3 separate regions of the Homo sapiens genome follow, and regions 2 and 3 are each linked to region 1. The links are chromatin loops, found by intact Hi-C in ENCODE. Cell type or tissue: CD4-positive, alpha-beta T cell. All regions are shown on one strand. Links, peaks and the distances in the headings refer to the core of each region. The heading gives the core; the rest is flanking DNA. Region 1 holds the start of EIF3M (eukaryotic translation initiation factor 3 subunit M). Region 2 overlaps CAT (catalase). Region 3 holds the start of DCDC1 (doublecortin domain containing 1).

Region 1 (10,835 bases), core at 1,799-9,798:
TCTGAGCCTCTATTGCTTCATCTTCACACACACACACATCCACACACACACCAAAACAACAAAACAACATTAGCTGGGTGTGGTGGCTCGCACCTGTAATTCCAGCACTTTGGGAGGCTGAGGCTGGTGGATCACTTGAGGTCAGGGGTTCAAGACCAGCCTGGCCACCATGGTGAAACCCTGTCTCTATTAAAAATACGAAAATTAGCTGGGCATGGTGGTGCGCGCCTATAATCCCAGCTACTTGGGAGGCTGAGGCAGGAGAATCGCTTGAACCGGGAGGTAGAGGTTGCAGTGAGGTGAGATTGCACCACTGCACTCCAGACTAGGCGACAGAGACTTCATCTCAACAACAACAAACTCTCACAGAGTTGTGGTTAGTATGGCGCCTACAGGAGCTCAAAATAATAAAGTTTTTTTCCCAAAAATATAAAAATTATTAGCTCATAAAATTACTCTTGCATTTGCATTGTTTGCAGTTGCTAAACCTTTTCCCTAGCGCATTAAGTTTTCTACTCTGGTATAGACAAGCCTTGCTGAAATCATTTTAAAAGCGTGAATGATGAATATGTCTTCCTCAGATTCAACAAATTTATGAATGTTTCAATAAATGCTTATATCACGTGAAGTGAGGAGGTTAACCTCATGAATTTTAATACGAAGACTAATGTAAAAATGAATGCTTTCTAATGGTCAAAGTGTTTGAGATTTAAGGTGCTGCATGAGTTCTACTGCTGGATCTACTGCTCAGGTGCAATATATTTCAGTAAGTCACCAATCAACTGCCTTAAATATCCTTTGTTTCACCTATAAAGTCAGTGCAATCATATGTTGCATCGCTAGTATACAATTTAATTATTAGCTATAAATCTCTGAGATCCTAAGATGGTAGCTTTGTAAATTCAATGTTACATTGCAACAGCATTAAGAGAGATTCCAAGATTCCCACCATCAATATGCATTATACAAATTTGTTAACTTGCACTAACATAAACCTTTTATTTACAAAATTATGACTTTAGACTTCAAACTTTTTTCTCTGTGTCAATCAAGATTAGTTTCGTCTGTATACAAGAAAAAAACAATATAATAGTGCATTAAACAAGATGGAGGTTTATTTTCCTCTTATGTAAAATAAATTCATGGGTAGGCCGTCATGGGCTGGCATCACACTCTCCTAATGTCATCAGGGATATGGGCTCCTTCCGTCTTTCCTCTCCACCACATGGCTTCCACCAAGGCCACGTCTTGGTTTTAGTTTGGTTGCTGTAGCACCCACCATCAAGTCCATGTTTTAGGCAAAAAAAAAAAAAAAAGTGGAGGGTGGCGGTGGGGGGCAAGGGCAAAAGAGTCAGTTCCAAGAAAGAGCTTTGCCAGAAGCTGCTCTCAAAATTTCCATCCACATCTCACCAGCTACACCTAGCTATAAGAAAGCTTATCAATTTCGTATCATAGAAGGGTGCATTGTGGCACCTACAACTACACCTTAGTTCTGCTGCTAAGGAATAAGAGGGCGGATGTCAGGTTGACAGTCTTTGCCATGCTTAAAAAAAATCTTTTCCATGGGTTCCTAGAATGTTGTGATCACTCATTTTGATTCAAAATTAAAATTTTTTTCATTCAAAATTAAAATTTAAAGCAATTTTCAAAGATTTGTCGCAAATCTATCTAGCGAGTTAACATTTAGAGTATCATTCACTAATACAACAAATACTTATTGCACCATCTATCAGGCACGTTGATAAAAAAGGGATGGGATGCAATAATGAACACATCCCCACTTTTTCAGAGCTCATAGTTCATCAACTCAGTAAAAGTATGATGTGCTAATATACTATAAATGACACCTATTTAGAATGGATTACCCTCTATACATAGTCTTAGTATTTAGGTAATCAACTACATATACTATTTTTTTTTTTCTGAGACAGTCTTGCTCTTGTCGTCCATGCTGGAGTGCAGTGGCGCGATCTCAGCTCACTGCAACCTCCCCCTCCCGGGTTCAAGCGATTCTCCTGCCTCAGCCTCCCAAGTAGCTGGGATTACAGGTACCCACCATCAAACCCAGCTAATTTTTGTATTCTTAGTGGAGATGGGGGCCAGGCTGGTCTTGATCGAACTCCTGACCTCAGGTGATCTGCCTGCCTCAGCCTCCCAAAGTGCTGAGATTACAGACATGAGCCACCGCACCTGGCCACATATACTATTTTAGCATAAAAATATACTTTCGTTTATCAGATGAATAATTGCCTCATTCTGAGATGCTGATACAGACTTGAAAACAAATTTTAGATATTACTGTCATGCAAAGCATTCTTGTAAAAAATATAACTTTGCTCCAATAATACAATTTCAAGCAAATATATTAATATGGCTCTTGCAAATAGAATACTTAAAAACATAGTTAAATCCACATTTTCCGGAATTTTTAATCAGAAAGGAGATAACAAAGGGAACATAGACAAATTAAACAATAAAGAAAAACTGTACATATTTGGTTGTATTTTTCAGGTAAAAATTAAACTAAGATAATACTGCCTTGCAGATGGTGGGGCTTTGTTCAACTCCCTGGTGATTCCTTTTCCTTTTTTTTTTTTTTTTTTGGAGTCTCACTCTGTCGCCCAAGCTGGAGTGCAGTGGCGTGATCTCAGCTCACTACAACCTCCACCTCCTGAGTTCAAGTGATTCTCCTGCCTCAGCCTACCAGGTCCCAGCTAATTTTTGTATTTTCAGTAGAGACAGGGTTTCACCATGTTGGCCAGACTGGCCTGGAACTCCTGGCCTCAAGTGATCCACCTGCCTTGGACTCCCAAAGTGCTGGGATTACAGGCATGAGCCACCGCACCAGCCAAGCTTTTAAAGAATTAAAGTTAGTTTTATTCAGAGGTCTTACCGAGGATTGCAACCCAGAGAGTCTTCCAGAGAGTTTCTGTTAAACTGCTCCAAAGCAGTGTTTCCGCACACAGTTTGTGTACATCAGTGGTGGCTCTGCCTGTGCTCAGAAGTTACATTAAATGTGCTCAGAAGTTACATTAGAGCGAAATCACATCATGGTTTGGGTGCCAGGGTCCATCTGGTTATAGATTATGGAGACATAATCATTATTGCTGTCAGACATGGGTGTGCATTATACCCATGCACATGAAGAGGCAGAGGCTAGGATCATTGAACTTATGTTTTCTAAAACTGCAGTGATTCAGGCAAGAGAATGGGGACCTGTGCTCTATCCTGTTTATCTTTAGGGTATTCTTCCAGAGGGTTGCCCTCACTCACTGAGTCAGGGGCTTTGCGAAATTCTCTGGCAAACAGAATGAGCAAACATTCCTTCTTAGGTTTGCTACTTTGTCTCACAAGATTCATCCTGACCTAGGTGAGGACAGGCATTTCCTACTCAAATGTTGCATTTCCCAAGACTACTCGGGCCTACCACACCTCCATCCTGTGTGTGTGTGTGTGTGTGTGTGTGTGTGTTTATTTTGAATGAATGAAAGTTTAAAGTTTTAAATAACTGAGGACAGGCATTTCCGCATTTCCTACTCAAATGTTGCATTTCCCAAGACTACTCGGGCCTACCACACCTCCATCGTGTGTGTGTGTGTGTGTGTGTGTGTGTGTGTGTGTGTGTGTTTATTTTGAATGAATGAAAGTTTAAAGTTTTAAATAACTGTCCATATCCTCTCTCAAGAATTTCCCTGGGTGTTCTTTTACTTCACAAGGATCACAGAATGAAAAAAAAAATAACAATAGTAAAAAAGAGACAAGTCTTTTAAATATTTGATAAAATGGTATTGTATTGTTGAGTTTGTATTCCTCGAACTTTGCAATAATAAGGCGAGGGGAGGAGCCCAGGGATTATTCCTTCAGAATCAACTGGTATTTCCTGATGATCTGCTGTGGGCTGGGCACTGAGGTGGGTGCGGAAATGCAGGGTGAACATGACACAGGTTCCCTGCCTTCAGTTTCACTTTCCACATTGTTAAGGCTATTCCATGCAAGAATGAATCCTTTCAAATTTAGTCTAGCCAGATGTTTTGTGTCCTCTATCCCCTCAACCTTGTTTTTTTCCTTTGCTTGGCATTTATTTTATATTGAAGTATAATTGTGGTATCAATAAACTGCACATTTTTGAACTGCACACTTTGAAAAATGTTATATATGTATACAATCATGACACAATCACAGTCAAAATAATGAACACATCCATAACCCCCAAAAACTTCCTCAAGCCCCTCTGTATCCATCTTTCCCCCCGCCTTACCCAATCCCTGCCCCCAGGCAACAGCAATCTATAATGCTGTCATTATAGTTTCTACTTTCTAGAGTTTTATATAAATGGAATCATACAGTATGATGATTAACTGAACAAAATTATTTTGAATTATTTTGGGATTGTCAACTAAAGAAAAAAAATCAAGCTTTTATTTTAAGAGATGGAGTCTCACTCACTTTGTCACCCAGGCTGAAGAGACTGAAAAAAAAAAAAGATTCATCTGTGTTTTTGCATGTATCAATAATTCATCCTTTTTTGTTGCACAGCAGTATTCCATTAAGCAGATGTATAACAATTTTTTGATCCACTTCATTCATCTATTGATGAACATTTGGGTTGTTTCCTTTTTTTTGGCTATTGAAAATAAAGTGTTAACTTTTTGGAAACTGTCTCCTGAAAAAGCTAAACATAAATTTACTAAATAAGCCACTGATTCCTCTCATAGGTACATACCTAAGAGAAATATACGTACACACAAAATCTTGTGCACTAACGTTCATGGAAACATTATTCATAATAGCCAAAAAATGGAGACAACCCAAGTGTCCACCAACTGATGAACAAATCAACACAATGTGGTATATCCATAACAATGCAATATTATAAGCAATAAATAGGAATATAGGAGGGATACATGGACGAACCTTGAAAACATTATGCTAAATGAAGTAAGTCTGACTTAGGCCACCGTGTATTTTGTGATTCCACTTACATGAAATGTCCAGAAAAGGCAAATTCATAGAGACAAAATGTAGTGTTTGCCAGGGGCTGGAGAGAGGTGGGGCCGGGGGTCTGGGGAGTGATTGCTGATGGGTAGTTTCTTTTGTAGGTGATGAAAATGTTCTAAAATTAAATAGTAGTGATGGTTGTGCAACTCTGAAAATACTAAAAACTACTGAATTGTGTATTTATTTTATGAGACGGAGTCTCGCTCTGTCGCCCAGGCTGGAATGCAGTGGCATGATCTGGGCTTACTGCAACCTCCTTCTCCCAGGTTGAAGTGATTCTCCTGCCTCAGCCTCCCGAGTAGCTGGGATTACAGGCGCGCACCACTATGCCCCGGTAATTTTTGTATTTTTAGTAGAGACGGGGTTTTGCCATGTTGCCCAGGCTGGTCTCCAGTTCCTGACCCCAAGTGATCCGCCCACCTCGGCCTCCCACAGTGCTGGGATTACAGGCGTGAGATCCACTGCGCCCAGCCAAAGCTGCTATTTTTTAAAAGCGGCAATGAACATTCTTGTACAAGTCTTTGTACGGACATACAGTTTGGGTAGAAGAATAGCTGGGTCATATGCTGGGTGGATACTGAACTTTTTCAGAAACTGCCGCTCCTCTGCAAAGTGACTGCACCATTTTATGTTCCCAACAGCAGTACAGGAGAGTTTCAGGTCTACACAAACCCATCCATACTTGGTAAGACCCAACAAGCTTAACATTTCAAGGGAAGGTGGACTTAGGGAGGCGCCAGCGGGAGGCAACATCAATGCAGTTAGCTACACGGGCCTGAAAACTGGAGGCCGCGACAAGCGTCGCTGAGTGGAGGCCCAGTAAGTCCCACCCACTAGGCCAGCCCGAGCGCGTCTGCCACGCCCTGCTGCATTCCGCGGCGAGAGCGCGCGATAGGATTGGCTCTCAAGGCCCCGCCCCAACAGGTCGCCGCTCAGGGTGACCCGGAAGCAGTTGCGCCAGCAGCGTCGCGCGGCCCAGTTCCCTTTTCCGGTCGGCGTGGTCTTGCGAGTGGAGTGTCCGCTGTGCCCGGGCCTGCACCATGAGCGTCCCGGCCTTCATCGACATCAGTGAAGAAGATCAGGTGTGCTTCGGTCTACGGGTGCCGCCACGGTGGGGTGGGGGATGTCCTAGTAGCGCAAGGGACCGCTGCCGAGCCTGGGCCGGGCGGCCGGGGCTGACACCCGCAGCTGTTCTACACGCGAGAATGGGGAGGCCGGTGGCTGGGGCGCGCGTTCCTGGCCTCGATTCGCACCAGCTCGCCGGCCGGCGGTCCCAGCGCGGGGCCCGACGCTTCACCGCCAGCTCCCTGGTCGGCGTCGGGACTCATTTCTGACGACATAGTACTTTTAGACTGATGAGGAATGATGTCTGCTTCCGTCCGTCAAATGCAGCCACATTCGGAGTGGGAGGTGGTGAATCTGTAGTTAGCATAAGCAGGGTAGGGAAAAGTAATTTTGTGCTAAAGATCAAAATGCCGGGCCGGGCGCGGTGGCTCACGCCTTTAATCCCAGCACTTTGGGACGCCGAGGCGGGCAGATCACGAGGTCAGGAGATCGAGACCATCCTGGCTAACACGGTGAAACCCTGTCTCTATTAAAAATACAAAAAAATTACCCGGGCGCGGTGGCACGCGCCTGTAGTCCCAGCTACTGCCGAGGCTGAGGCAAGAGAATCGCTTGAACCCGCGAGGCGGAGTTTGCAGTGAGCCAAGATCGCGCCACTGCACTCCAGCCTGGGCGACAGAGCGAGAGTCCCTCTCAAAAAAAAAAAAAAAAAAAAAGATCAAAACGCCCGTATTACTGTGCGATCACAGGCGAAGACGACCCGTATTTTACACTTGCTTTCTATTCCTACTTGTATGAGGGTGAGAGTTGTTCTGTACCCCGGAAGTATGGTATCAGTTCAGCTCTTAAATTCTGTGAGGCATACACCTGATGGACCATCCTGATATTTTTAAATTTCCCGTTTGGCGTTTGCTCTTTGGTATACAGGGCTGATGGTTCTCATTTTCCCCATAACAAAAGTTTAACCTTATTTGGTAGGAGTTGAACACGACATCGTATTCTTTAAGTTAATTTTGTATTGCTGAAAATTCTTCTGTGAAGTCCTAACTTTGTCGTTTTATTTCTGTTACTCCACTAACACGGAAGTAACTTCCAAATGATTGGATATCATAAACTTCGCATGGAAGTTTACTTGTCTAAGACAACTTACAGAATTGCGGGAGTGAGTTCCCCCTCTCTCCTCCCCCCGCCCCATGGTAGGAATGCAGTTCCGATGCTCTGAAGAGCAAAGTAAGAAGGGAAAATGCAAAAGGCGGAGAAAAGGTCAAGGATGGGGAGGTTAAGCACAGATAGGAAGATATGAAAGACAAAAAGATACCTGATTAGAAATGGAAGCATGTTACCAACAGTTGGCTGTTAGGTTAACTGAGAAAGTGTTTGGAATTTTTTTTTTTTTAACATACAAAGTGAATGGAGGAAGTTCTTGTCATTGATCGTATCTTAAAGTGTCTTTTCTCAGGCTCTGCTTCTGTTCTTGTAACATCAGTATCGCTGTAGACAGTCCTTTCAGGGAAATATGAAATTGCTCAGGATTAGTTTAACTTTGGTGAAATTCTCAGCTTGATTAGAGTTAAATGGAATTCTTTATCTTTTTTTGTTTTCCTTTGCTTATGCTGCTTCCACAACCACTTGTGGCAGTGAGGATGACAGAAAAACAGCAAACGTGGTTCAATAGTTCTTAGAAAAAGTTTGCTGTGTATCTGTTTCCTCCATAGAGAAGCATGAAGCATGATTTCTGGAGGTATTTTTGTTTTCTCTGACATGGTGACAGTTTGTTTTCTTTTTTTAATTTTGCTTATAATACCAACTCTTCTATGAAGTTACTGTGTTCTTGTTACCTGAAAGGATAGTACCGTCAGATCTGCAGGTTTAATACTTTCCTGAGGCAACTAAATATACTTGGGGGTTTAAAAATCTTGATGGCTTTGAATTTTTTTTTTTTGGCTTGGTCTAGAAAATGTAATGCCTGTGCATTTACTAATGGTATCCTTTCATATTCCTGTTGCACATCCTCATTTTATTATCTTTAAAACCAGGCTGAGCACGGTGGCTCACGCCTATAATCTTAGCACTTTGGGAGGCCGAGGCCCGTGGATCACCGGAGGTCAGGTGTTTGAGACCAGCCTGACGAACATGATGAAACCCTGCCTCTACTAAAAATACAAAATTAGCTGGGCATGGTGGCGCATGCCTGTAATCCCTGCTACTTGGGAGGCTGAGGCTGGAGAATCATTTGAACCCCGGAGGCAGAGGTTGCAGTGAGCCGGGATCGCTCCATTGCACTCATGCTATTGCACTCCAGCCTGGGCAATAAGAGTGAAACTCCATCTCAAAACAAAACAAAAAAAAACTGCGTTTGTTTGGCTGCCATAAAGAGTCCCAGAAGAAAAATGGAATAAATATATATAATTCGGTAGTAGGGTAGGAAATGTCCAAGTGACTGAATGTGCTATTGTAGTTGTGTTTTTATAGGTCCGAAGATGCATGCTGACTCAGATATGCATTTTTAATTTTAAGAGATTAGTTACATAACAGATCCAGTTCGATGTAATTTTAAGGCAGCATTCACCGCATTGCCCTTTTGTGAACCAAAATGCTTATCTCAAATAGCTTCTCAACTGATTAACAAATGATTACCCTTTTGCCAAGGTAATGTCTGTAACTTTTCTAGTAGCTGTGGTTATGTGTGTACTTGAGAGCAATACTATTGTTCATTTCTTTCAAAAAAATGAAATCTGCCAAGTCAGATTGATTTCTTCTCCCCAGCAACCACACCCCCACCAAACCCTTTGGGTTATATTATCAAAAAGATTTTTGCTGTATGCTGGAAGTCCAGCAGGGTGCAGACTACATGAGAGAAATTCTGAAGGTGATCCATGGGGGCTGTAGTGTGTCTAAGGAGCCACTGGACCTCATGGAGGAAAACCTGTGGCTCTTGTGGGATTGCCAAGATGGATGAGGTGAGGGAGGGGTCTTCAACATTATTTGAAATAGTTGTTGAATACAGTATTTCCGTTTTAGTTTTTCAGAAAGAGGACAGAATTTGAGATTGTGCTTTGTCATTCGTAGTCAGTTTTATAATAGAGCAATCCTCAACAGGCTGCTGAGCTTCGTGCTTATCTGAAATCTAAAGGAGCTGAGATTTCAGAAGAGAACTCGGAAGGTGGACTTCATGTTGATTTAGCTCAAATTATTGAAGCCTGTGATGTGTGTCTGAAGGAGGATGATAAAGGTTTGTTTTTAATTTTTTTCTAATATTTCCTAATAAAATCTTTTAAATTTTTCTTGTGAATTATAGAGTCGTCCCTCATTATCTGAGGCAAGGAGGATTTGGAACCCTCAGATACAGAAGGCTGACTGTATTTATATGTTTTGAATTTCAGACTACAGGACTTTTAAATAGATAGGTAGTGGTTGTATGTATTTTGGGGGCACAGGTGATATTTTGATACATGTATGCAATGTGTAATTATCAAATCAGGGTAATTGGAATATCACACATCTTTTCTTTATGTTGGAAACATTCAACAGTTCTCTTCTAGCTCTTTCAACTATACAATACATTGTTAACCAGAGTCTAAGCACTGTTGTTTTCAATCTTACCTTCACACATGCTTTCAGTTTGTGTAATCTATTATACCTATAAAGTAAACCTATTTTGAGAAAACCTTTATTTTATACATAGGTGTATTTCTTAAGTGTTATTACACTAAATGCTTATAGTCTTAGAATAAAATGAAAAAAATGAAGCTCTTTCCTGTTCATAAGTTTCAGATTAACATCAAATGGGATACAGTTTCAAGTAATCTAATAGCCATTTAATTATTAGGCCAGTTTCCTGTTTATTGAGATAGAATGGGAAATTTTCAGAATTGTTGAGTTCGGAAATCTCTAGTTAAGGTTTAGAGATCAAACTTGGATGCTGATTTCGGCAGCACATATACAAAAAAATTAGATTAAATTTGGGATATGATTAATATCTGTAATACTTAAAAATAACTAATTCAAGCAGAGAGCTGACAGCTTTAATTTCTGATTTCCTATATGTATACACAAAGTTTTCCTTAATTAAGAAAGTATCCTAGTCCTAAATCATACCAGTAACTTCCAAATGATTGAATATCATGACAGTGAAAATTGAAACTTTATATACATGTAAATCAGTCTCTGTTTTACTAGTTAGAAACCACATCATAGGCCAGGCATAGTGGCTCACGCCTGTAATCCCAGCACTTTGGGAGGCCGAGGCAGGTGGATCACATGGTCAAGAGTTCAAGACCAGCCTGGCCAATATGGTGAAACCCCGTCTCTACTAAAAATACAAAAATTAGCCGGGCGTGGTGGCGGGTGCCTGTAGTCCCAGCTACTTGGGAGGCTGAGACGGGAGAATCGCTTGAACCTGGGAGGCGGAGGTTGCAGTGAGCCGAGATCGCACCACTGCACCCCAGCCTGGGCAAGAGAGCAAGACTTCATCTGAAAAAAAAAAAAAAAAAAAAAAAGAAACCACATCTTAGGTATCAATTTCCTTCCTCTTTAATAAAATATACAAGTTGCTTTCTGAATGCGAAAGTGTCTTACATTTGATGGTCTTCATTGTATTAAAACACTGGAAATGCATATTTAACTAGACGCATTGAGTATTGTAGTATCACTGTTGATTGTGTTATCCATACTTGTGTAGATGTTGAAAGTGTGATGAACAGTGTGGTATCCCTACTCTTGATCCTGGAACCAGACAAGCAAGAAGCTTTGATTGAAAGCCTATGTGAAAA
Region 2 (10,835 bases), core at 1,759-9,758, 1.9 Mb after region 1:
TACGTACTATGCACATTATTAAACGACTAAATAAAAGAACTTTTACATTCATTGTCTCATTTGCACTTCAAAATGTCAAGCCTAGCATTTTAGAGCTGGGGGGTGACATTAGGGATTGATTAATGCGTTTATTCTATTCTTTGAGCACCTGTAGGTGCTAGGCACTGTTCGGGGCAAGGTGTACAAATTCCAGTGCGGCAAGAACAACACCCTTGAGAAGCTGAGAGTCTAGTCTGGGAGACGAGACACATAAACAGATGATTACACTCCAGCGTGGTGAGGGCTCTAATAGAGGTTATCTGTAGAATGTAGAGGGAGTGACCAGGTGGGCCGGACAAAGCAGGTGACATTTGAACAGGAATTTTTTTAAATGAGTAGGATTTTAACTTGGTGGTGGGGGAGGCATTCCTGGCCTGTGCCCACGGCTGCAGAGTCTCAGAGGGCATCTATGAGGAGGTTGGATTAGATGAGACCACATCTGGTCTGAGTCTACTGTTGGCAGATTGGCCCAGGGAGTCTAAAGGTCTTGCCCTGTTCCCTGGCTGCTGGTTAATGGTAGACAGAGGACTGCAGCCCTGTTTTCCCTATTCTGCCTAGTGCTCTTGCTCAAAACTCAGGTTCGTGAACTGGGGTATTAATGCTAAGTGCTCATGGATTGCTTTAATGGTTCCCTGTTTGGGAAAAGGCTGCCATTCTCCTCCAAGGGCCTGGAAAATCTCCCCTCTTGGCCCTGTTCTTTGTTATATACCATTAGGTTGGTTCATGAGCTCTTAAAGTAAACCAGAGAGAGGTAGAGTCTTAGTAAAGGATGTGCCACTACTTAGTGGCAGAGACAAGGTTAGAATTCAGCTTCTTGGACCCAAGACTCTTTCCTTACCCAGTGGGTGCAAATCCTGGTTCACACTGAAGTTTTCATGAATACTCGGTGAATTGAGAAAAGTGTGGACAAAGTAGTGAGATTTTTACAAAACAAAATATTTTCTTTTTCTTTTTCTTTTCTTTTCTTTTTTTTTTTTTGAGACGGAGTCTTGCTCTGTTGCCCAGGCTGGAGTGCAGTGGTATGATCTCCACTCACTGCAAACTCCGCCTCCCGGATTCAAGCAATTCTCCTGCCTCAGCCTCCCGAGTAGCTGGGATTACAGGTGTCCACCACCACACCCAGCTAATTTTTGTATTTTTAGTAGAGATGGGGTTTCACCATGTTGGCCAGGCTGGACTGGAACTCCTGACCTCAGGAGATCTGCCCGCCTTGGCCTCCCAAAGTACCGAGATTACAGGTGTAATATTTTCATTTTTAAAGGACTCCCCTTTATTCTGAGACTAGCTGCCTTCTTCCTTGTTTGGGAGAATCATGAACTGTTGAAGTCCCTGCTGTTGATTTACCTTACATAGTTGCCCATGTGAGAAATGGCTGACTCCAAAACACATCTATAGTTGGGAGGCTCTTAATTGAAATACAGCCATCCCCTTTGTCCATGACATCTCAGGGCACTGTGTACATCGTCCTGATTGGCAGTCACATTGATGTCTTACTGTTCCTCAGTTTTAGCTGCTCTTAGTAAAAACCGCTTACTTCTTTTAGGCACTTCTCCCTCCACCCAGGGCCCTCCAAAAGGAATTATGCATATGCCTTATAGCCTATATAATTTTCAAACACTTTTTTTAAATGAAAAATTTCAAATATTCAGAAAAGTTGAAAAAATTTTGCAGTGTATATCTATATATCTGCCATCTAGATTCTACAAGGAACATTTTGCCCTGTGTCTTTTATTACGTTACTCCATCTGTCTGTCCATCCTTTAATTCATTCAAGTTGTTTCATGTATTAGCAGTTTGTTCTTTTCATTGCTGAGTAAGATTCCATTATTTGAATATACCACCATTTGGATATCCTGTTGCTGGACACCTGGGCTATTTAATTTTTTTTCTATTGTAAGTAAAGCTGCTGTGGCTGGGCATGAAGGCTTATGCCTATAACCCTACCACTTTTGGAGGCTGAGGTGGGAGGATAGTTTGAGCTCAGGAGTTGAGACCAGCCTAAGCAACATGGTGAAAACCCATCTCTACAACAAATAAAAGAAGTAGCCAGACATGGTGACACATGCCTGTAGTCCCAGCTACTCGGGAAGTTGAGTTGGGAGGATTGCTTGAGCTTGGGGTGTGGAGGCTGCAGTGAGCCATGATTACATGACTGCACTCTAGCCTGGGTGACAGAGGGAGACCCTGTCTTAAAAATTAAAAATAAATAAAGCTGCTATAAAAATTCTTACATAAGTCTTTTTGTGCACAGGTGGTTTTATTTCTCTTAGGAAATACCTAGGAGTAGATTTATTGGGTCATAAGGTAAGTGAATGTGTTATGAGAAACTGCTGAGCCTTTTTCCAAAGTGGTTGTACCATTTTATACTTCATCAGCAGTGTATGGGAGTTCCAGTTGCTCCACATCCTACCAACTTTTGGTGTTGTCAGTCTTTTACATTTAGTTGTTGGGTGTGCAGTGGTATCTCATTATGGTTTTAATTTGCTTTGCTCTGATGACTAATGATGCAAAGCATCTTTTTACATGCTTATTGACCATTGGTATATATTCCTTTGAAGTATATGTTCAAATTTTCTGTCTTTTTAAAAATTGAATTGCTTTTAAATTATTAATTCATAGCCCATATTTTAAGTTCAATCATGTGGAATCATGTGTAGGCTAAGTGTTATAATAATAAATCTCAACATGTATCATGGTATAAACATATTAGAAATTTATGGCCGGGTGCAGTGACTCACACCTATAATCCAGCACTTTGGGAGGCTGAGGTGGGCGGATCACCTGAGGTCAGGAGTTCAAAACTAGCCTGACCAATATGGAGAAACCCTGTCTCTACTAAAAATACAAAATTAGCTGGGCGTGGTGGCACATGCCTGTAATCCCAGCTGCTTGGGAGGCTGAGGCAGGATAATCACTTGAACCCTGGAGGCGGAGGTTGCAGTAAGCCGAGATCCTGCCATTGCACTCCAGCCTGGGCAACAAGAGTGAAACTCCATCTCAAAAAGAAAAAAAAAGAAATGTATTCCTTTCCTACATGAATGGCCCAAAGTGGTTTGAGGTTGAAGGAGGTGGGTGGGTGCTCTGCTTCCCACAGTTATTGAGGGCACCAGGCTGAAGGAAGCTCCCCCTTGGTCAAACATGGCTTTTATGGGCGTCACTGTCCAGCACAGAAGGCTCAAGAGCGTGGAGAAGGGTATATGAGTGTGGGAAGGTTTAGGGTCCAGGGTCACTGCCACTTACATTCTGTTGGCTAGAACTCTGTTACAGGCCACACCTGGGGTAGTCTACCCCCTGTCCAGGAAGCTGACTCTACTATATTATCCAAAGCGTACATTTCATATTTGGTGAAAATCTGTCCAGCCATTTTCTTGTGATGCGGCAATGGACATGCAACATAATTTCTTTTTAAAGAATATGTCATTTTTACTTTCTGACATTAAGATATTCTGTTAGAAAATTATGACAGTAACAGATGGTATTAAAAAAAAATCTCCCCTTGCTTGGTAAATGCTTTTATCTAAGTGGGCAGCTTTGTGCTAATATGATGTCTTCCACTTCCCAATTAGTTGTGATGCTTTACTGATCTAGGAGAGCTTTATGGTTTGGGACTACTATAGGCGAACACTCTGTTGCCTCCTCTCTCAAGAATCAGAGTGTCCTATTTTGGAAACACAGTCAACCATGTGAAAGCAATTTATTGGGCGTATCTTCTGTGGTCAGATTTGGTTTGCTGACAGGTGAATTGGGAGTTTTGTAAACTTTAATAAGTGAGCATTGAGTCAGATGTGTTCATGAGTATGACCTCGATCCACTTAAAAATTCTTATTTCTTTTTCTCTCTTGGCAGGAGGGAGGTGGTTGTGCAGGTATTCCCAGCCACTTTGAAGGGAACTTAAATGGGAACTTTATTGCTCACTGCTTAGAATGCCATGGGCTCTTCTTTTGAGATACTTACCTTTAACCCATTTCCTTTTTTTTTTTTTAAGTGCAGCTTGCTGCCAGTGCTCTTTTCTTGGGGGTAAATGGGAAATGTTAATAAGTAGCCTCTGATCCCTTTAAAATGGGAGAATTTGAACATTTCAAACCTTACCTTTTTATACAGTTCTCTTATTACCTGGGAGAGAGGTTAAGTCTTAGACTATCCATTTCTGTCAGTGAGTTGCCTATGCATTATAGCCTGTGAGGGTCTATATTTTTTTAGGGTAATCCTGGTAATAACTGCATTGATGTTACACTGCTAACATTTGGGATGGAGAAGGGGTGACTGAGTGACTTAACCCTTGGTCCACATGTGCTTTCATTTCTCCTGAAATATACCTAGGTATGGAATCGCTAAGTCATTATGTGCAGTGGGAGAGACTATGGGAGATGGGACAGAAATTTTTAAGGTTTCATTTCTTTTTTTTAGCTTTTGCATGGTGGGTAGGTCTATGCAAACCTACCCCCAAAGTCTGAGGAAGCTGAGAGGCCAAAGAAAGAGGCTGACAAATCAAGTTTCTCAGAAAGAAATGTTTAGTAGGGACTTAGGACCAGAAACCATGTCTGTGTCTTGCGTGTTGGCGAGACAAGATGGTGGATCCCATACCATTACCCCTCAGACCCAGGGCTTAATACCATAGGGAAGGGCGATTCAGAAGGGAGGTATGGCATGACTGAAGTATGATAATGTCAAGGTTGTTTGACCTCAGGGCAGGATTTATAGTAAATAGGGGCTCTTTCACAAGGAATAATAGATAAACTGGAAATCTTAAAACTGGAGTTAATCAGAAGTCAGCATGGTGGATCAGTATCTAAGACGGAATTGCTTTAGCTTCCACAGCAGTCAATATCTAGACCACCCTTATTATTTTCCCACAGACCAAGAAATTTGAAGGTCAGGACAGTCTTTGGTTTCCTGTACGTGGGTGTATACGTTGTAGGCACTTGAATCTTTGTTGAATAAATGGAGAATGTTAGGCAGTTATTTGCTAGAAAACGCTAGGCACATTCTTTATCACAGAATGAAAAGACGTCATTATGACTCCTCTGGGACTGATGGGCAATTTGCATTAACCAATCTTTTAATTAAAAGTGGAAGAATATGTTTAGGTTCTTGAAACTTCTGTGAGTGAAGGGAACTACTAAGTGGAAAGTGTAATATGTTGATAAAATATTTCACCAGATGAAGCCAACCTTACTCCTCCCAGGAAAACTTCTTCATTTATGTATTAGCTCTGGCCAAAAGAAGCCTATAAAGGCAGCAAAGTCAAAATAGAATTTTACTTTAAGTCCCTACTTCTAATAATTGTGCTAGTTTTTAGCCAAGCTAATTTCTGTGGCAGTTTTCATAACAAGTGTGTCTAAAGGTGTTTGATCAGAATTTATAAATTAAAATATTTCTCTCATTTTTTGGAGGGGCGATGCAGGGAGAGGGATAGACTGTTGCTGCTTCCTCCTGCTTGTTAGAAAGGCTCTTGGCCATATCATATTGGTCCGTGGTTTAGTTTATTTGCATGCTGAATCCACACACATTTGTTTTATGTTTGTTAGTATATTGAGCAGTGTATTAGGGATCAGGTATATAGATGTAAAAGGAGTACACAGTCTAGAGAGGAAAAATAGTGACAGGCTGGGCGCGGTGGCTCACGCCTATAATCCCAGCACTTTGGGAGGCCAAGATGGGCGGATTTCTTGAGGTCAGGAGTTTGAGATCATCAGCCTGGCCAACATGATGGAACCCTGTCTTTACTAAAAATACAAAAATTAGCTGGGTGTGGTGGTGGTCGCCTGTAATCCCAACTACTTGGGAGGCTGAGACGGGAGAATTGCTTGAACCCGGGAGGAGGTGGAGGTTACAGTGAGCTGAGACCATGCCACTGCACTCCAGCCTGGGCAATAGAGCGAGACTCCATCTCAAAAAAAAAAAAAAAAAAAAAAAAAAAGAAAAACAGTGACATAAACAGGCAATTACAATATTTTGTTATATGGGGCACAAGAAGATGCCCTTGGCCCTGCTTCATGAGTGGTGTGGGGCAGGGTAGAGAGAGCAGTTCAGGAGAGGTACGTATGGATGTCATGGGAGCTAGCAGCCAGGAAGATGTAAACATGTTAACAAGGACCTCTCCAGAGAGAGGTCTTAAAATTATCCAGCCATAGAGAAGCTTTTCTCTCTTTAAAAATATTCTGGCTCTAAAGTTATTCATTGAGTTAAAAACAATAATTGCAAGTTGGAGGAAATCTCTTTGCCTGTCCTTACGTGTTACATGTAACAAGTAAACCTGTGCCACAACACTGACATCTCTGCAAAGTTACTTAAGTTTTCTGAGTTTGTAGTATCGCCCATTAAATGGGATTAATAATATTGATCTCTGGATTATTGACAGGCTTAAGTGAGATAACTTGCGTGGTCCGTTTTCTAGCCCCACCCTCTCATTTCATCTAGTAAATCTTCATTGCATTAATTATTTTCATCTTAAATACACCGCATCCTGCTCCTCACCTTCTAATATTAATACTCTATCTTTCAGTTTAGATCAGTTCCTCTTATCCAATGTTGCGCTAAACATCCCCTGAAGTTGGGGGATCTTTTCCTTTCTAGTTTTTGCTCCCTGGCTTCCCTTTTCTGTTGCTGACTGTTGAAGCTTTCCTGCCCCACTGGCTTTGAAGGTAAATTGTATATACATGAGCTTGTGGGGAAAGCTGTTATATAAATGAGGACAATTGATCTAACTGTTAGAGTGGGGAAATGGAAGAGATTCTGAAGCCTCCATTTGTAACTTAAAAACTCAGGTTTCATTTCTTAACAGGATTGATGTTAAGGAGGGGATTCCTTCATTGGGCAGGAGGGAGGACTGCCATAATTCCAGCATTCCCACTCTTAATAGTCAGTGTCATCAGGAAAGACCACCTCAAGCTTTAGTACTTTATTCATTTATCCAACTCTGCACCTGCTGCCTTTGGGTGTGGTATTTATTCTTGACCATATCACCCTGACCCGGTAACCAGAAGGGAACATGTGATGTGCTCTCATCTCTGCCTTAGGGGCAGCTCCCTCCCCACGTTAAGAATGCTGGCATGTAAATAACACTCTCATCTGTTTAGCGTTCCTTTTACTGAGCTTCTTGGTATCTTTTCTCATACTTGTACCTTTTATGGGATGTCCCCCCCTTTTTTTTTTTGAGACGGAGTTTCGCTGCTGTTGCCCAGGCTGGAGTGCAATGGCACGATCTCAGCTCACCGCAACCTCCGCCTGCTGGGTTCAAGCGATTCTCCTGCCTCAGCCTCCCGAGTAGCTGGGACTACAGTCACCCCTCCACTGCACCTGGTACTAATTTTGTATTTTTAGTAGAGACAGGGTTTCTCCATGTTGGTCAGGCTGGTCTCGAACTCCTGATCTCAGGTGATCCACCTGCTGCAGCCTCCCGAAGTGTTGGGATTACAGGTGTGAGCCACCGCGCCCAGCCTGGATGTCCCTTTATTTTTTAAAGGCTTCCTTAAATACCTTGTTTGTAAGTTGAAAAGAGCATTTAAAGAGTGAACAGATTTGGTTTGCTCTGGCTCTCTAATTATTTTAACTTTGTTATCACCCAATAGTTCTAGGTTAGTGGTTTTCAATCCTAGCTTGAACAGGAGTCATTTAAAAATAGCCCAGGCCTCACCCAGGGCACTTCTATCAGACATCTCTAGGGGGGATGGCCCAGGCATCAGGAGGCTTTAAAAAGCTCCTCAGGTGATTTTAGTGCATTGCCAAGGTTGAAAACCAAGGCTTTAGGTTTAAACTAAAGGTGAAATTGCTCTTTTTCTGGTTCATTTTCTACTTTAGAAAGTAGAAATTTTTTTTCTGGTTCATTTTCTACTTTAAATTAAAAATAAACCTACAGAGGGTAACACGTATTAGCACGTCACAGAGGGTCACACGTATTAGCAACATATGTATCTTCAAAAGAGTGATGTGACTGGGTGGTAAGTGTTGATTGGACCCTTAAACTGTGACAGTTTAGAAGGGGCTTTGCTAGATGGGTTTAGGGACAGAGATGGTAGAGTGAGAGAGTGTGGATGGAGGAGTATGCATCTGTCATGATTACTAGAAAAATAAAACTTCAAATGCTTTGCTCCTTCTGCTGCGAGGTCATGTTCTCACAGCCAGTGAAGTGACAGCATATATGTGTTGAATGTGTGGCTTGCATTTTACATTTAACTCTTTTAATTCATGTGTTAACCTTAGGAGGTACTTATTATTCTATTTTGCAGATGAAAATGGAGACTCATAAATAAGTAACTTACCAGCAGCTACATAGCTGGTAATTGGTAGAACTGGAAGTTGGACCCAGGCTCTAGTGCTGGCACTCATAGTTTCTCCCTGCTGCCATGTTGGCCTCTTCCTACTTGGATGAAGATATAACTCTAGTGGCAAGGGCATTTACTAGTGTGTGAGAGGGTCTTGTTTATTAGTTTTGCAAATTGCACGGTCTCCTTTATTCAATATCTTTTTTCAAACAGCTCACAGATCTTTTGTGGTTTTGTAAGTGCCTACTCCCCACCGTATTGCCTTCTAGAGAAGAGGCAGGAATTTATTTTAATGTACAGGACAGACATGCATGGGGAGTAAAACTACAGACTCCACTCTAGGTGTGTGGAAATACTAAAAATAGTGCTTTTCTCTGTGTGTGAAGTTGGTCTGTTGAGTTTTGTCATAGACAGCGTTGAGTTCCTCTCCCAGGTGGAGGTGGCGTAGCTTTGCGTCACTTACGTGTCTCTCCTGATTTCCAGTGACCCGGGGAAGACACTGCAGAGGCAGTTGTCTGTGGTCAAAAGTATTCTCTGACCATGGAACTAGATGAAGCTATGAGCTTCCAGGATCATGTGGGGCTAGAAGAATGCCGCTCTAACCCTAGAGGAGGGACAGCTGAGTGTCTTCTGATGTAACTGAAATTGGAGAATCAGGTGGATTAAAATTAATTATTTATTACAGTAAAATAACCTATCCCATTTCAGAGACATTTGCTATCTTTAAAACATTAATACTATAATCCACCTTACCAGTAACAGTTTACTTTTAGTGACAGTGAAAGCCATTGACTTTTTTTTTTTAATTGAAAAGAGATGTTGCAAATAGCTGGTGTACATTTCTTGAGATGCACTAAACAAGGTAGCGCACTTGAAGATCGTGGCAGTAATAAAGCGTTTGTAAGTTCTGAGTAAAGTATTGACCAGCACAGCTTCCCTGGAGACCGTCTTCTCATTGCTGGATTGGACATTTCACTGTTAAGCTTGTAGGACGCTTTTGGGCACCTCTCTGACTGGGAGCTTTGCAGAACCCAGTGGCTTTCTCTGGAGCAGGTGCTGAGCACATTTTCAGGCTCCAAAATCATCTTTCTGCTCTTCAGAGCAAGTTTCTTAGCAGATTAGTGTTGAGATTTGTCAAGGGTTTCTGGGGCATCACTAAAAGTTTCAGGCAATGGCCCATCCTGTCAGATTTTAGTACTTTGGACACAGGAAATTAAAAAAGAGGGCAGATGGTATAAACATTGCAAAGCTATGTACCCGTGACAGTGTAAATGAAAGGTTTGATTGTGCTAACTCTCCTGCACTTTCTTTCTGTGTTCCTGTAGAAAGCTGATGTCCTGACCACTGGAGCTGGTAACCCAGTAGGAGACAAACTTAATGTTATTACAGTAGGGCCCCGTGGGCCCCTTCTTGTTCAGGATGTGGTTTTCACTGATGAAATGGCTCATTTTGACCGAGAGAGAATTCCTGAGAGAGTTGTGCATGCTAAAGGAGCAGGTAAGTGCTGTGTTTATTTGCTGTAAAAAGATTGTTTCACAGCACCTGGGTCAAGTGTTATTTCCCAAAGGATTGGAAGACCTTTAACACAAGTGTCAAATCTCCATTTGTGGGAGAAAGGAAAAACATCCAGCAGTAGGGAAATTAGTAAATAAATGATGGTTATTTCCTCAGGTTAAACATTATATATAAAATAGTTTCTTTTAAAAATAGCAGTCTTCCATTTCTCCCATCATTGAAGGAATAAAAATACAATAAGTCCTCACTTAACATCAATAGGTTCTTGGAAACTTTGACTTTAAACGACATGTAATGAAACCAATTTTATGATAGGCTAATTGACGTAAGCAAGAGTTAAGTTCCTATGGCATATTTCTGATTGATAAAACATCATCAAACTTCTAAATAGAGACTCAAAATACCTCTTATATTAAACATTGAAATAAATGTGAGCCATACATACCTTTAAGAAAGATTAGTAAAATAAGATAGTTATTTACTAGCTTATTCCAGTTCAAGGTGGTGGGAGGCCAGAGCCTGTCCTGGCAGGTTGGGGTACAAGGCAAGAGCCAGCCCTGGACAGGATGCTGTCCATTGCAGGGTGGACTCACACTGGGACCATTCAGACATGCCAGTTCACCTAACACGCACATCTTTGGGATGTGGGGGGAAGCTGGAGTACCAGGAGAAAACCTATCTAGACATGGGGAGAACATGCAGACTCCACACAGATGGTGGCCTCAGCTAGGAATAGATTTTTTTCTCATCAACGTTATAATGAAACAACGTTGAACAAAACAATGTTGTTTGAGGACCTGCTGTACAGAAATACAGACATAGACACATGCACTGCAATTGCAACTAAGTTTAAATGATGTACTTACTGGGTAATTACTGGAATGAGCTGCAAAATTTGGGGTAGTTATGTTAGGGTGGTGGGTTTGTGATGATTTTTCCTTTCCTTTTTTCCAACAATTTCTGTAAAACTTTCTTTATCGCTGTTATATCAGACACAAAAGATGGGGGTGGTATTTG
Region 3 (10,835 bases), core at 930-8,929, 1.2 Mb before region 1:
TATTAATTAATGTCACAGCACCTGGTATTTCCTCTGGCATAGTACTTCCTACAGTTATTTCAGTTCCTTTTTAAATGTCTGTTTACCCAGATAAACTAAGCTTTTGACAGGACTACAGTCAACTTTGTTTTGTGTCTCTTGTAACTAACGGAGTGTGGGGTACATAAGAGACACTCAACAAATATTTGTCGATTGAGTCAATAGGTGAATGAAGGCTGTATATATATCATTGACTTTTAAAAATCAAATAACTAGCTAGTTTTTGGTGGTTTTTCTATCTTCCCAGTAGATTATAAGTTGCTCTAGAGACAATCATTCAATTTTGGAACATAACCATCATATCCCATGGTACTTAAATACAGCTTAGTTCACTGGTATAAAAATCCTAAAATTCAGAAATAAAAATCAAGGAAATGAAGGAATAGTTGGTGATGGAACTACCAAAAGAGCCAAGTAAATATAATCCTGAATAGGAAATAATTAGCAGAAGTACACTATATGTATACATCTATATAATATAGATATAGATTTCCATTATTATCCATCAATGAGAAGCACAATTGACTAGTATGACATCAAATTAAGAATTTGTGAATGTCTGGTAGACGTTAGTTTACGGGCAGGCGTGTACCAAAGTGATAGATTTAATAACAATGTCATTTTTTCCTATCATCATGACAAAGGATCTTAAACTCCTGATGTATCTAGCTACATCTATAGCACTTGATCAATCATCTGGGAATCAAATATTTAATATACGCCTACCTTGGTTATGTTAGATGCTGATGACGCAAACTAAAGTTTTGCCTATCCTTTTAATTTATTCTGAAGTCCAACCAAATGTACAGTTCAACAAATATTTGGGTTTGATTTTATTTTTCCAATTCAATTGTTTCTTGCTGTCATTTGCTCTCTTTGGAAATTCCTAAAATACTGTTATGAATGTCCAACATTCTAATATATCAAATGTGCAACAAATATTATTAATTAATAATAACAACAATAGCTAACCTTTACTGAATACTTATTACTTTCAGGCACAACTATCTCATTTAATTCCCACAACAAATCTATGAGGGAAATACTATTATTACTCCCATATTACAGAGGAAGAAACCAAAGCAAAGAGATGAATTAAGTTCACATAGCCGTAAGAGGAAAAGCCTGGACTAAACACATATGTTCTGACTCTAGAGTTCATGCTTTTAACCATGATACTAACATAGTTTATATTTCCACTATGTAAGTTTCACATAAAATGGATAAATTGCCTTTTAAATATAAGATACTGAGAAACAAAACTATTAGAGCTATGTATCATTAGAACTCCAGAGAATGAGGCAAGATAGCTGGTTCTTAGTTTCTCTGGAGAGGTGTTCTTGCTCTCAGAAAGCTTGCAACCCAACTGGGGAATCAGAATATATTCTAAGGAAAACAATATACTGTGATATACAAAGGACTTGCTATGAAAGTTGAGGGGCGGCAGTAAGTTCTAAGGACCAGGCCATCATAAAAGGCTTGATGGAAGAGATAGGCCTTAAAGCAGGGATTACTCTGATAGGAGGAAGAAAAGAATTAGGGTGTTATAAGTAAGGAGAAGCATTTGAACACAATTATTGATGAAATGCTGTTACCAAAACACCAGGAGTTCCATCTATGTCTTGCTGCTTACCACCCAAAAAGTCAATCACTGAGACAATGATTATTGTCAAAGAAGAAGGCTTTAATCAGATGCTGCAGCCAAGGAGATGGGACATCAGTGTCAAATTCACCTTCCTCACTGACTAAAATTAGGGGTTTATATAACAGGGAAGAAATGTTAACTACGTATGAGAAAACAGGAACTAAGGAAGGGTAAGGAAACAATAACGAAGAATGAGGGGTCTGGCATATCACTGTCTAGATGCAGTAATCTGGTGAGTTTCAGCTCTTTGATACTTGTTGAGAGGTCTGGGCATCCTTTCTTGAGGAAGGAACTGAGATAAAGATCAACAAAATGTGGCTGGGCGCAGTGGCGCATGCCTGTAATCTCAGCACTTTGGGAGGCTGAGGCAGGCAGATTGCTTGAGCTCAAGAGTTCCAGACCAGCCTGGCCAACATGGTGAAACTCCATCTCTACAAAAAAAAATACAAACATTAGCCAGGCATAGTGGCATGCACCTGTGGTCCCAACTACTTGGGAATCTGAGGTGGGCAGATGACTTGAGCCTGGGAGGTAGAGGCTGCAGTGAGCTGAGATCATGCCACTGCACTCCAGACTGGACACCAGGGCAAGACTCTGTCTCAAACAAGCAAACAAAAAGATAAAACAAATGCAAGTTTCAAGCTTTCAGAAAAGAAGTGTCCATTTCTATGTTTATTAATTTAAAAAACCCCAATAAACAAAACTAAACAAACAAACAAAACCCTGTCTATGGGACTGTTGGGTTGATTTCAGTACCATGAAAAGATCCAATTGTTTAAATGTTTAATGTATGGAGATAATAGGGGAGGTTGGAAAAGTAAGGATCATATTGAAGAGGTAACTTGAATGCTAGGTTAAGGAGTTAGGACTTTATTCTCTAGACCTGCCCTGCTGGATACAGTAGCCACTAGTCACATGTGGCTACTGAGCATTTGAAATGTGCTAGTTCAAATTGAGGTGTGTTCGGGCACAATACATACCAGCTTTTGAAGACTTAGTAGGAGAAAAGAATGTAAAGTATCGCCTTAATAATTTTTAGATTAATTAATTTTGTAGCTTGCACTTACGGCTTACATTATATTTCTATTGGAAAGTACTGCTCTATAAAATGAAAAATGAAGGAAGCTTAATGATCAGAAATTTATGTAAAAATTGTTTTAAGAAGTTTATTTTGGTATAAGCAGAGTGTAAGACAACTGTTCTCATTCAGTAAGCCAATGGCAAGTAAAGAAAAAAACAAGGTTCTAGTGAAGAAATGGGACTGCTATAATTTAAAAGATATTTAAGAGACAGAACAGCTAAATGGAAAGTGTACATTTTGTCTGATTCTGAGTCAAGCAAACCAACCAGAAAAAGACATTTTCAATTAACCGTGGAAATGTAAGTAAGGTCTAGATATTATGTGACAGTCCAATAATGACATTATGGAGATAAAAGAAAAAGTTGGTACATTTTAGGGATGCAAACTAAAGTATGTAGAGATGAAATGACAAAATATTTGGTATTGCTGGGGAAAAAAACTATTTCTTACTTTCCAAACCCCAATAAATAAATAAGGTAACACAATAACCTAATAAATAGTAAATCAAAATAAAATGCTTTTGCTGTAAAAAACAAAAAACCTGGAGTACCGGAGCATATCTACCTACACAAGGAAGAACCAAGCTGTGGACAGAAGGGAGTTTGAGGGCTAGAGATGTTCAAGGTGGCATCATTCTGACAGTACTGTTTAGAAAAGCATTCACCACACTACTTAATTCCATTGCTTTAGGTATTTTCATGAGGCCACACAAGAAAGTATGATGCAGCCAGGACTAAAACCAGATGCTCTTTGTATCTGCCTTTAAACATGACAAAACCCTGTGGAGAACCTAATCTATGCTTTCATCTTTAGATTTTTAAACTTGCTTGTTTCATTCAGTTATTCTTTATAGTTCATAACATCATTAAATAACTGATCATATTAGATTATTTTATTTATTCTGCTTAAGTTTATCTTGACTGCTTCTCAAACTCAGATTGGTAGAAGTTTAAAAAAGAAGGAAAGCAAAATCAAAGCAGTAACAACAAAACCATTTTAACATCTCCAAGTGAAATTTATGTCATGCTGGCCAAAAATAAGATGTAGTTTTCATCTCCAGGTACAATGCTAGGAAGAGGTGTTAATGTAAAGTAAGCAGCACAAAGAAGTAATAAAAGGAAACACAGGAATCAAGAAAGGGAGAAGAAAGAAAGGTGAGAAAAACACCACCACCACCACCACCACCACCACCAGCAACAATAACAAACCCCAACAGTGCCCATATGCAGTGCCCCCTAACTGCTTCGAAGAAGAACAGTTCATTCTGCTTTTTTCTGTAAGCTTGAAAGATAGCATAGCTGCCCTGGGAATGTGTAGACTTGCTGAGTCCTTGTTCTGCCCCTACCCAACTAGCTGTTTGGCCTTGATCCTTGATTTCTTTCCTCATCTATAAAGTGGGAATAATGGCACCTGCCTTACTTGTCTCACTGGGTTGAAATGAAAGCGAAGTGAAATAGCAAATGTGAAAGAATTTTGGAACGTTTTTATGTTGTAAGTTGGTTGCTAAGGTCTAAAAGAAATATTAATAATTACGTCGAATATCTTCTGCAGAAAAAATTAAACCGACCCCATCCCCCGCACATCTAGCCCTACCTGGCATAGGTTTTAGTTCTTTTAATTTTCGAATTAGAACATTGTAAAGGAACTGTAGGGACGAGAGTGGCATCAGGTCTCCTCATCCTTCTCACATCCTTGCCCCCGCACCCCTCTCTCACCCCAGAGTTCAAGCACCAACCGAAAAGATTGAGAGTAGCTCAGGGTACGGTAAACGGAGGAAGCTTTGAAAAAGGCGGGGAAAGCCTGGGATGGCGAGGGGGTGCTCGCTGAGGAGGAGGAGAGAAGCGACAGTCGCGGGGCCCGGAAAAGAGAGACTTAGAGCGAAGCCAAAGGCGCCTTTCTTCACAGTTTGGGAACTTACTGGTAGTAAACGCCACTCCATAGAAGCGGTGACCGGTTACCATAGAGACCGCGTCGGGGTGGGCGGAGCGTCGCTTCTGAGCTGTGCCACGGCCACATCAGCTCGGCCAGAAACGCGAACACGTCGGAACAGTGACTTCCGGCGGAAGAAGAAGCCGGTCCGGAGTTCTGGCCGACAGCAGGCGAGGAGTGGGTAGCAGCGCCTATGTGAAGTTAGGTAGGTCTGATGTCGTATAAAGCGCGGAGAGGGTGCCCGCCAATGGCTGGGTGGGTAAAGCCGACTGTGAATGGAGAAGATTCCCAAGTCCCGAGCTTGAGGAGGCCCCGGCTGTTTCGTTAAGTGTATATAGCTGTGGGAAGAGGTTGCCTGATTTCTGGGGCTCCTGGTAGGGTCTCTCTTCTGGAGCGTGGAAGACTGGGGCATCCTCGCGTAGAGAGTTTCACTCTGTCTTTGCGAGGTCTCAGCGCCTCTCCAATAACAGGGGACTCTTGTTCTCTACCAGCTGGTGCTGACGTTATTTCCCATATCATGCTCTCCAGACAATCTGGAGGAAAAGCAAACGAGAAACTTTCAGAAGGAATGCCCCCAAATTTATTTTAATTCTTTGATGTTCTGTTTTGCTTTTTTTTTATTCGTTCATTTTGTAAATATTCATTAAGCTCCTCCAGCGTGTTTAGTGGGTGCTTACTTGTGTGCCAGTTTTATCATAAGACTAGCAGAAATACCTTCTTAGAGGTTCATACACCACCTGGTTCATTATAAAATTCTTTTTTTTAATGCTGTTCATTAATTAAAGTATAAATATATATCGTGAAATACCTAACACGTTTTCCATACTTGTCGGTACACTTATACCTGGAATTCTTGGGGCATTTTAAATGAAAATCTGTGCTTCCTCAGGTTTGCATTATAATCATGATTTACTCGACTAAATACTAAAGAATTTACAAGGGCAGTACTTAATTTTTTCTTAGATACATGGCAAACTGTGATGAATTGTCATTAATATTTCTATTCAGCTAATCTGAGAAGGCCCACTTCTGGTTCCATGGATGATGGCGGTTGAGCAGATGCCAAAAAAGGATTGGTACAGCATCCTGGGAGCAGACCCATCTGCAAATATATCAGACCTAAAACAAAAATATCAAAAACTCATATTAATGGTAAGTCTTTTCTTTCAGATTTTAAATCATGAGGGGAAAAAAATCAATTTTTATATGAAACCACAAATTTAGGTTTCCAGAAAATAGGATACCAGTGGCAGGAATCCAGGTATTAATTTGATTTAATTGAACATTTCAGTAATATTGCAGAAAAACTTGATTTGAGGTGGAAAAGCATGGTTAGGAGCAGGAGATCTGAGTCAGGCTGCTTGAGTTAGAATCTTGAGTCCATCTTTATCTGTGAGAATTTGGACAAGTTACTTTTTCTTATATGTGCCAAGGGAGGATTAAATGAAATAATCCATGTAAAATATTTAGAAGTGTTGTTACATAATAAACAACAGTAGCTACTAGCCACATGTGGCTGTTGATTACTTGAAGTGTGGCTAGCCTGACTTGAGATGGACTGTAAGGGTAAAATATACACTGGATTTTAAAGACAGTATTTAAAAGGAATTAAAATAATTTAACAATTTTTATGTTGATTATGTTGATTAAAGTTCACTGGTTTTATTTTTCCTCTACTGTGTCCATCTGCTGATAAACTTCTTAAAAGAATTCTTGATCTCTTACCTAATTTTCATATCTAGCATTTCTACTGGCTCCTTTTTTAAAGTTTCTATCTCTTTCTCATCTTTTTATACATACTGTCCACTGTTTCTACTATATCCTTTAATAAACTTATCACAGTTAAACTCCCTGTCTGATAATTCTTTGTAGTTAATAATCAAACAGTTTTTATGTGGATTATATATTGAAATGATGATATTTTGGATTACTGGCTATTTTGTGTTTTATATACATAATATGCATGCATGTATTTGCACATATCAAAGTTTGTTTCTCTTGCATTTTACTTTTTTAACATTGCATATGTAGCCGGCATTTATACTTACATTATATTTCTATTGGGTAATGCTGATTTAGACCATTTATACACTAATTATCAGTTGACTTTTTTTTTTTTTTTTTTTTTTTTTTGAGATGGAGTTTTACTCTTGTTGCCCAGGCTAGGGTGCAATGGTGCGATCTTGGCACACTGCAACCTCCGCCTCCCACTTTCAAAGGATTCTCCTGTCTCAGCCTCCCAAGTAGCTGGGATTAAGGCGCATGCCACCACGCCTGGCTAATTTTTATATTTTTAGTAGAGACAGGGTTTCATCATATTGGTCAGGCTGGTCTCGAACACCTGACCTCAAGTGATCCTCCCGCCTCAGCCTCCCAAAGTCCTGGTATTACAGGCATGAGCCACTGCACCCGGCCGACTCTTTTTTTTTTAAATGAATTGTAGTATTTGTAAATATATCTCTGAATTTTTATATTCATTTTTTCAATCTGTATTGTGATGCTTCTTAAGCCAATGTCTGTAATTCTATACCGACGTCCGGTTAACTCAGTTTATAAAGAGTAAAGAACCATTATTTATATAGAATTTGTTGTCTCTTTAGTTTATACCAGTTACATCAGTGTTGTTTTGCCAAAACTATTAATGTTCATTGTGAGAGACTAACTGTTTCATCATCAGGATTGTACTAATATTCTTACTTTAGGTAGTATGTTGGACTAAATGACCTTAAGGTACCTTTTGCCCCAGAAGTTTTAAAGTTTCTGTCAGCAGAATCAAGTAGACTTTATTGAAAAATATCCTAATATTAAACCATCCTTGTACCTCACTCAGTTAATTGGGAAATGAACCTGGAAAAGTAGACTGGATCATTCTGGTTCTTGTAGGCCATGCTGGCCTTTAATTGGCCACTGAGAAGCAGTCTGCACATAATATGTAGTATCTGTCAAACAGCAAAGTAGGTAAATCATTTCACATATGCGCTAACAATGTATCAGAGAATTCTGGTTGCTCTACAGCTTTGCCAATATTTGATGTTATTGGTCTCTTTCATTTTGGCTATTGGAGTTTTTGCAATTTTGCCACCATTGACATTTTGGGCAGGATAATTCTTTGTTATTTCGGCTGTCCTGTGCTTTGTAAGATGTGTGGCAGGATCCTAGATGCCAGTAACAACCAAAAATGCCGCCTGCATGTCAAAATTGCCACATCCCATGAGAATCACTGGACTACTCTACAGTGTCTGGTCATACCCCATTGTGGGGTTGTTGCTTTTTTAAAATTTATCTGATGACTAATGATGTTGAGCCCTTTTTAATGTGATAATTGGCCATTTGTATAATTTTCTTTTATGAAGTGTTTTTTTTTAAATTAAATATATTCTTGATTCTGTATATATGTTGTATATATTTTCTCCTAGTCTGTGATTTACCAGGTCATTTTCTTAATGGTGTCTTTTGATGCAGAGTTTTTTGTTTTGACAAAATATAATTTATCAAATGTGTGTTTTTATAGTTAATACTTTCCATCTTCTCTAAGGTTATGAGAATATTCTTCGATGTTTTCTTCTAGAAGTGGTCATTTGCTTTTACCTTTAGACTTATGATTTCTGTGTATAGCATGAGATGTGAGGTCATGTTTTTATTTTTCCTCAGTATATTCAGTTGTGCCAGCATCATTTGTTGAAAATTTTTTTCTCCATTGGACTGTCTTGGCAATATGAGTCTATTACTGGACTCTATTCTGTTTTATATGTTGTTTATCCTTTTACTAATACCTCCATCTTGATTACTGTAGATTTATAATCAGTCTCAAAGTCATTGTAAAGTTAGTTCTCTAATATTATCCTTCTTTTCCAGTTTATTTCGGTTATTCTAGTTTGCTTATATTTCCACAGAAATTTTAGAATCAGCTTGTAAATGTCTACCAAAAAAATCTTGCTTGAGTTTTCAACTGGGATTGCAATAATAGGTATCCACTTTGGTAGAATGGCATCTTAATAATATTGAGTCTTTGAATCTATGAACATGTATCCTTCTCCTTACTTAAGCCATCTTTCATTTCTCTCGTCAGTGTTTTATAATTTTCAGTGTAGAGGTCTCACATATCTTTTCTTGAATTTATTTCTAGGTATTTGGTTTTTGGTTCCATTATAAATGGTATTTTAAAAAATAATTCATTTTTCACTTGTTGATTGATAGTATATAAAATTATAGCTTATTTTTATATACTGGTCTCTTATCCTACAATCTAGGTAAATTTGCTTTTTAATTTTCATAGCTATTTTTGTCAATTTCTTAGAATTTTCTGCCAACACAATTATGTCATTTGCAGATAACGAGAGTTTTAATTCTGTCTTACCAATCTGTATGTCTTGTATTTCCTTTTCTTACGTTAAGGCACTAGCTGGTTGCTTCTATTAAAATGTTCAGTTGAAGTGTTAAGAGCAGGTATCCTTGCCTTGTTCCTGATTTTAAGAGGAAAACCTTCAATGTTTTACCAGTAAGTATGCTGTTAGGTGTATGTTTTTAAAGATGCCCTTTATCAGCTTGGGGAAATTCTTCCAATTAATACTTTGCTAAGAGTTTTTATGGTAAGTAGGTATTTAAATTTGTTAGATCCTTTTTTTTTTTGCATTTATTGAATTTTTGCATTTATTGATTTTTCTCATTTAATTTGTTAATGTGGTGAATCACGTAGATTTTTCTTAAGTTAAACCCACTTCTCATCCCTAGGATAAACAAACCACTTATCATGAAGCATTATTATATTTATACATTGAGGGATTCTAGTTGCTATTATTTTGTCATGGATTTTTATGTTTAATTTCATGCTGTATATTTGTCTGTAATTTTCTTTTCTCGTAATGTTTATGTCTAAATTTAGTATCATAGTTATGCTAGCCCCATAAAATGAATTGTGATTTCTGGCTTTATAGTGAGGAAGAGAGGTGGAGGGCTAACCATTTTTTTAGTCTTAACCAGTCTTTCTCTTGTTTAGTTTTGCCCCTCAACTCCACTCTCAAAGGTACTTAATGCCTTCCGTTCCTCAATTTCTCCTGCCTCTGTGTGAATGAACTCACTTCTTTGTCTCTTTCACTTTAGACTTAGGTTTCAGTTTTTGCAGGTACACTGAATTTGTTATCATTTATTGATGAATTTTCCATCTCTTCAAATTTTGGTGTCTTTTGCCTGTCTTTTCTCTCCTGTTCTTTTGCCTGTTTTTTTCTCTTCTCTCCTGTTTGTTCTTACACATTTATGCCTTTTTTTAAAAAATTATTATTCCTTTTCTGTTACTATCAAGGAATTTTCAGAGGGATGAAAGTGTGAGCCAGTTGCTGTGGTTCACACTTGTAATCTTAGCTACTTGTGAGGCTGAAGCAGGAGGATTGCTTGAGCCCAGGAGTTCAAGGCTACAGTGAGATATGATTGTGTCACTGCACGCCAGCCTGGGCGACAGAGCAAGACCCTCTCTCTAATTAATTTGCCATTTAGTGGAAGCCCTGAACTATTTTCTTTTCCCTTTAGAGGCCAGATACCCTTCTGTGGCCATATGCCTTTGCACTTGCACTCTGCCCATCCACTACCTCACCTGATTCTCACTCACTGTTTCAAAATGATCTTAGTTGTAATCGTGCCTCCCCAGCTCCCTGCCATGTCTTTAGTACATTTCATGATATTTCTCTAAGACAGGGGAGGTATAGCTGTTAGATAAGGAGAATGAGGGTAGGTGGACTGTAATAAAAGGTTGAAATTTTTTCTTCTGCTTTTCTTTTAGAAGATGAGAGAGACTTGAACATGTTTACACTGTATGGGAAGTGGCCACGGAAAAGCTTGAGATTGAAGTTATAGGAGAGTTTGAATAATTAACAAAAGCAGAGAGGAATAGGATCTGAATCATAGGTAGAAGGATTAGCTTTAGGTAAGAGATAGGAGGGACCTGTCTTCATTGTTACAGGAAGGAAGGAAGGAAGAAAAGATAGTTGCAATAGCCGGTTTATTTGTAGGTTTGGTAGCGGAAAGTTGATGAGCTCTCATTTGGTACCTTCTTTTTATTCTCTGTGAAGTAGAAGACAAAGTTATCTGTTGAGAAGGGTGAGAGATGAAGTGAAGCAGCAAATTACAGGAGAGAGAATTTCAACTAGC

The links. Hi-C counts contacts between places; a loop is a spot of excess contacts. Peaks named below come from ENCODE experiments on the same cell type or tissue, not always from the same donor. Only the 100,000 strongest peaks of a DNase experiment are listed, where the experiment ranks them.
Region 2: it touches region 1 in a loop (5-fold over the local background); 3 of 110 quality-filtered maps call a loop at or near these places.
Region 3: it touches region 1 in a loop (4-fold over the local background); 7 of 110 quality-filtered maps call a loop at or near these places.

The regions. Positions count from the first base shown.
Region 1 is chr11:32,577,850-32,588,684 of GRCh38, forward strand. It overlaps EIF3M (eukaryotic translation initiation factor 3 subunit M), which reads left to right and starts at 5,982. Exons shown (of 11, transcript NM_006360.6): 1 at 5,982-6,080; 2 at 9,163-9,295; 3 at 10,745-10,835. The coding sequence starts at 6,039. RefSeq lists enhancers at 5,693-6,345, 5,988-6,137 and silencers at 5,768-5,827, 8,858-8,957. In CD4-positive, alpha-beta T cell, for the core only: no CTCF peak of the experiment used is centred there; DNase peaks (open chromatin) are centred at 5,892 and 6,832; H3K4me3 peaks cover 2,459 bases; H3K27ac peaks cover 1,582 bases.
Region 2 is chr11:34,439,564-34,450,398 of GRCh38, forward strand. It overlaps CAT (catalase), which reads left to right. Exons shown (of 13, transcript NM_001752.4): 2 at 9,629-9,800. Among named protein-coding and RNA genes, the nearest start is that of CAT, 6.0 kb to the left of the region's middle. In CD4-positive, alpha-beta T cell, for the core only: no CTCF peak of the experiment used is centred there; no DNase peak of the experiment used is centred there.
Region 3 is chr11:31,365,014-31,375,848 of GRCh38, forward strand. It overlaps DCDC1 (doublecortin domain containing 1), which reads right to left and starts at 4,726. Exons shown (of 39, transcript NM_001387274.1): 1 at 4,684-4,726. It overlaps DNAJC24 (DnaJ heat shock protein family (Hsp40) member C24), which reads left to right and starts at 4,847. Exons shown (of 5, transcript NM_181706.5): 1 at 4,847-4,899; 2 at 5,703-5,846. The coding sequence starts at 5,736. RefSeq lists an enhancer at 4,660-5,139. In CD4-positive, alpha-beta T cell, for the core only: no CTCF peak of the experiment used is centred there; DNase peaks (open chromatin) are centred at 1,978 and 4,778; H3K4me3 peaks cover 1,725 bases; H3K27ac peaks cover 901 bases.